Linked DNA regions of Homo sapiens: region 1 is linked to region 2. Evidence: read pairs that join two places in POLR2A ChIA-PET (ENCODE). Cell type or tissue: MCF 10A. All regions are shown on one strand. Region 1 overlaps RAPGEF1 (Rap guanine nucleotide exchange factor 1). Region 2 overlaps RAPGEF1 (Rap guanine nucleotide exchange factor 1).

Evidence for each region. Peaks named below come from ENCODE experiments on the same cell type or tissue, not always from the same donor. Only the 100,000 strongest peaks of a DNase experiment are listed, where the experiment ranks them.
Region 1: POLR2A ChIA-PET joins it to region 2 with 25 read pairs; 5 of 35 experiments call an interaction of 5 or more read pairs at or near these places.

Annotation. Positions count from the first base shown.
Region 1 is chr9:131,607,424-131,609,923 of GRCh38, forward strand. The region is part of intron 12 of RAPGEF1 (Rap guanine nucleotide exchange factor 1); the gene reads right to left. Among named protein-coding and RNA genes, the nearest start is that of PRRT1B, 63 kb to the left of the region's middle. In MCF 10A, no CTCF peak of the experiment used is centred here; a DNase peak (open chromatin) is centred at 1,238.
Region 2 is chr9:131,677,228-131,679,727 of GRCh38, forward strand. The region is part of intron 1 of RAPGEF1 (Rap guanine nucleotide exchange factor 1); the gene reads right to left. Among named protein-coding and RNA genes, the nearest start is that of RAPGEF1, 62 kb to the right of the region's middle. RefSeq lists enhancers at 1,225-1,274, 1,615-1,694. In MCF 10A, no CTCF peak of the experiment used is centred here; a DNase peak (open chromatin) is centred at 1,434.

The DNA.
Region 1 (2,500 bases), 70 kb before region 2:
CCTGGGATGGCAGTGGGGTGAAGGGCTTGGCTTTCTGGGTTTTCCATCGATCTCTGGAGGATGCCTGCACACAGCAAGCCTCCCTTACTGGCTGGGAAAGTCCACAGAGAAGACAGCAAGCAGGATGCACTGGCTGAGGGGTGGGACGGCGTGCTGCTGGGGGGGCTGCCTTCAGGGAACCCTTGTATGACTGTTTCAGGGAGTGGCTCAATCTTTTGTAGCCCCAATTCTCAGATCTGCCAGATGTTCATTCCCAATGCCCAGACACTGCCACGAGATTTGCTAAACAGATCCCCCTCACCTTGCCTTGCTGCTGCCTAGTTTAAGGAGTCATGTTCCGCGCTGACTCCTTCTGGAGTCTTGAAATAGCCTCATCGGCGCCCCCGTGTAAAGTCACTTTGTGCTTCCACGTGCCCTGCAATAACTGAGCACCTGATTTACACATACACAAATGGCTTTTGTGTCATCACAAAATGTACCAAGTTGGAGAAGTGTCTTCCTAACCAATCATATAGTGTGTTTAGCCGGTTTTAATTCAACAAGGTGAGGGGCAGACTCCCACAGCATGGTGCCTCTTCCGGGAGACGGCACAGGGCAGCGGCTGACTGCAAGGTCTCCAGTTGCCCCTCATGGCATCTCCGCTTGTGTGCCCTAGTACAAGTGACTGAAGTTCTTGAGCCTCAGCTCAAGCTGTTCATCTTTAAAACGGGGATGAAAACAATAGCCCCTCCCCCATAAGGTTTCTGCGACGTTCCGCGAGACGCAGAGCGCTGCGTGCAAGTCCTCCGCATGGTGCTGGTGCGGACGACCTCTCGGCCAGCAGCAGCCGTCCTCTCCTGCCCTCCCAACAATCCAGGAACTGCCCTAAATAACAGTACTGGGGCATTCAGTAGGGGCCTAATACATATTTGCTGATACGTATTTTAGTAGGCACCTAATACATAGTCTAGGCACTGTATTAATTAAGGTGTCTAGAATATTACCTGACTCACAGAAGCGTCTCAGTTTTGAGTGTGGATGGGTAAGAGACGAACTTCACCCACTGCATGGGTTCAGGTCCAGACACTGGGGAGGGAGGCTCAGGGAAATGACCAGGGGTGTGGGCTGCCAAGGAGGGGGCAGCTAGCAAGGAGAAAGCAAGGAGAGTCGGCCTCTCTTGGACAAAGGGGCCTGGCCTGCTCTGCCTCTGCCTCTGCAGCTGTGAGCTCACGTTCTGGTATTCAAGCTATGCAGTCGTGCTGGGACAAGAGCCAAACTGGAAAGGTACCTTCACGGGGCAGGGAGACACAGGGAAAACCTTCTGATCACCATGAAGCCCTTGCTGTGCCCCTTGGGCTCTGCAGATGCCAGGAGCTGCATCAGGGCTCATGGTCACACCATTTACAACAGGCCCCCATCTCTACCGATTCCCCAGAGCAATACTTCCAGCCCCTTATGATCACGCTTACCCACAGGGGCAGAGAGAAAGGCAGGGCGGGCCATTCCACAGAAACGCCGCCTCATCACAGCCTGGAGTTTATTTTAGGATCTGGCTCGTGCCCGGGTTTGCTTCTGACGAGCTGCTGCTCTCTGTGCAGCAGGAACTTTTATTTATAGCCAGAATAAGACTGTTTGGGCTGAGGATTTTAGAACGGGAAGGGCTGCCTGTCTGAGACTTGCAAACTTCTGCACAAGATCTAGGGGTGCCAGTTAGGAGAGGGGTGCCTGGCCCCCAATGTCAGCCCTGGTCACATAGCCAGTCGAAACACAGCAGGGACTGCCTCATGAGGACGAGAACAACTATTCCTACCTCATGCTTCCTGCTAGGCAGATGTAAGTGTTGCACGGATCATCTCAATTAACGTACACACAGTGCCTTACTGTTCTTATTACTGATGAAAATACTGAGGCTGGGAGGGGAGACCACGTGCCTAATAACACAGCTGGCAAGAGGTGGCGTGGGTATGGCTGATATCACAATCAGTTCGTGTTTTCTGAAATACTGAGGTGTATCCTGGACGAGACAGGCCCTAACCATGCAATCCCACAGCTCTGCAGGGTACAGCCTCACCAAATCTGCAGAGTTCCTTAGCTGAGTGCTTTGTGACACCAGGCATGCAAAGCCCAGTGAGCTGAGACTTGATCCATAAGCCAGGATGGAGAGAGGGGTGCACTGGCCAGAGTGTGGCAGGACAGGCAGGGAAAAGGTGGAATCAGTAACCAGCTCCTTTGGAAACACACCCCTGAAAGCCACTGGGCCCCGGAGTCGAAACGATGCTGGAGGCTGATGACCTCATATGCGAGCGTGTGGCCAATTCATTAAAAGGCAAAGCTGCCTGAAGCTGGCCAGGCACCAGTTTTTTTTCTCACAAGTAAAATACTTAGAAAAGGCACTAGTTTTCGGTGACACCTTCTCTCTATTATAGTCCTGGCATGGAAAAAGGATTAGGGATGGGCTCTGTGTTGCCTTAGCAAGAAAGCAGGAAAGATCTTTTTCTTCCTTTCTTTTTTTGAGACAGGG
Region 2 (2,500 bases):
GCACAACTGTATTTTCCAGCAACTTGCCTCTTTAGCCATGATCTTCTTCCAAAACTTACTGTACTTTTAAAATTAAAGAGCTCTGCATGCAAGTAGAGATGCAATGTGCTAACAAATACAATGTTACTGTATTGCTGATGATAAAAGAAAGAGATTATGGATGTCCAATTAACATAAGCACAGGAATCAACTGGAAAATTTCTAGAAGGAAATATAGAAAAGAGTAACACAGACAACATTCCTTTCTCCTAAAACTATTTTAGTGACTCACAGTGCTCACGGGTCTTGAATGTTATTCTAGGCACAAAATAACAAACACCAAGTGACATTTTTAGCAGTCCATTTTGCTTCAGGATATATACACAGGAAATGCAAAAGCAAAAACAAAAGCTAAAATGCTCTACCCTAAGAGGAAAGACGCAACCAAACTACCATAATATTAAAAACAGGACTAAAATTAGCTTCCTCCCTTACGCTTAAGGGTCTTACTAAAAACATCTGCCAACAGCTTTTCTTCCTCTCTCCTCTGCTCAAGCAGACCAGGGAAGGCAAATGAAACAGGCTCAGAAGACAAACAAGCGGCCAGCTGCTGCAGAGCTCGGCCTTAACACGAGTCTTGGTCTGCATCAATCCCACAAAGATTCACTCCAGGCCAGAACTAAATTCTCCTAAGTCAAAACTACATCATGGGATTTGACCCTTTTGAGTAGAAGCAGAAATCAGAGTTCTCACCCAGAGCACAGGTCAACAAGCTCTTGTCTGCACTAGTTAAAACAACTCACCTAATAATTAATAGAACATACTCACAGCTGTTTCTGCTTAGAATCGAGGTCAACGCAAACCACGGAGCTAATGTGCAAAGTTACAAAGCAATTCCTCCCCTAATGGTAGGTATTTATTTAGAAAACACTAAGCACACAGCAAATGAGACACTTTAAAAGCAAACAGAGTCAGAAGCTTAGAACTCAAGATTTACTGCAACTGAGTTGTATTCGTTTGGTTCTAAGTTTCCTAGTGGCAAAGGTAAAAAGGTAAATAAGATAGGTTTTGTCCATTAAAAGAAAGTAAATAAACTCAACAGAAGAGGGACTTTTCCTAGCACAACATTCTAGAAGGAATTTCAAGAAGAATGTAAAGTAACTTTGAATCTGGTCTTCAACTTTGCTTTTACAAGATCTATGATGTTCTTCAAATAACAATTTAATATTTTCACTCTACAAAAAATCAATAGTCTGATAACTTTATATCAATACACATTTCTTAGAGAATCTAAACCACTAGTATAAGCCAGTGTGCTGTTTTCAGGAGCTCTAACTTAATCCAGCTGTAACCCTCAAGAGCTTAACAGAAATATGTTCCTCCCCATCTATTTTTGGCAGAAGTGAGACGGTGATCACATCAACACTGAGCTCTGAGGCCCAATGTTTGCAGCTCAGAGCGGTTAAGTGCTGATGACTAAGGCCTGACACACACCCGTGCCCACAGGGACTGTCAGCACTGCAGGTACTAGCAGGACCTCAGGGGTGCAAAAGGACACCCAATCAAACAACACACCAGGAGGCCAGCCTCCATGATGGGGGGTGCCGGGGGCACAGGCAGCCCTCTTCCTCCTCAGAGCACCTTTCTTCAGAGAACCAACAATCAAACAAGAGCCAGGACTACACAGGGGAGGCTGGAGGGTTTGGTTTGACCATTTCCCCCTGCTTTTTATGAGTGAAACTGGATATGGTTTTGAAGGGCAGTAGCTAGACAAAACAGGCCAGCAGGAGCAGGACAGATTAAAAATGCAGGAATTCCTCAGCCCGGAGAAGCAAAGGCTAAGAGGCAGCAGTGACTGGGGGTGGGGGGAAATGATGAGGAGAATCCTAGGACAAATATGGCCCTAGGGTGCTGGAAACTCACACGAGGAAATCCCAACTGCGAACTCATTATGTGACAAGGGGGGGGCCACAAGCAGCTGTACAAAGGATAGATTATAAATGTCTCAAGATGCTACCTCCTTGGAAGCTGCAGCTGACCTCAGGGAAGACAAGCCTAAGGGGCCAGCCCCTGTCCTCCATGTGTCCTTCCATAAAAGAACACTGGGCCAAATGATGTGGGATGCCCCTCTCTTCCACTATGACCAAGGAAACCTGTCAGTGCTACAAAAAGGACCTCAGGAGCCACTTTTGCCTTTGCCTGATGGGAAGAAAAAGGGAACGGTGGATTAGAAGCTCACCAAGGCTGTGATTCAGATGTTCCCATCCTAAAGTGATCTGACTTGGCTCAGATTTTTATAACATTAAATAAGTACCAGTAACAACTTGTGTAAGTCCTGAAATGTTTCGTATTGCCGCATAATGAAGTACACAAACTTAGTGGCTTCCAACACACATTTATCCTCTACCAGCTTCTGTGGGTCAGGGGTCCGGGTCCACGCACAGTTTAGCTGGGTCCCTGAAAGGCTGCAATGAGGGTACTACGCAGCGGGGACTCCGCCAGGGAAGGGTCTTCATTCAAG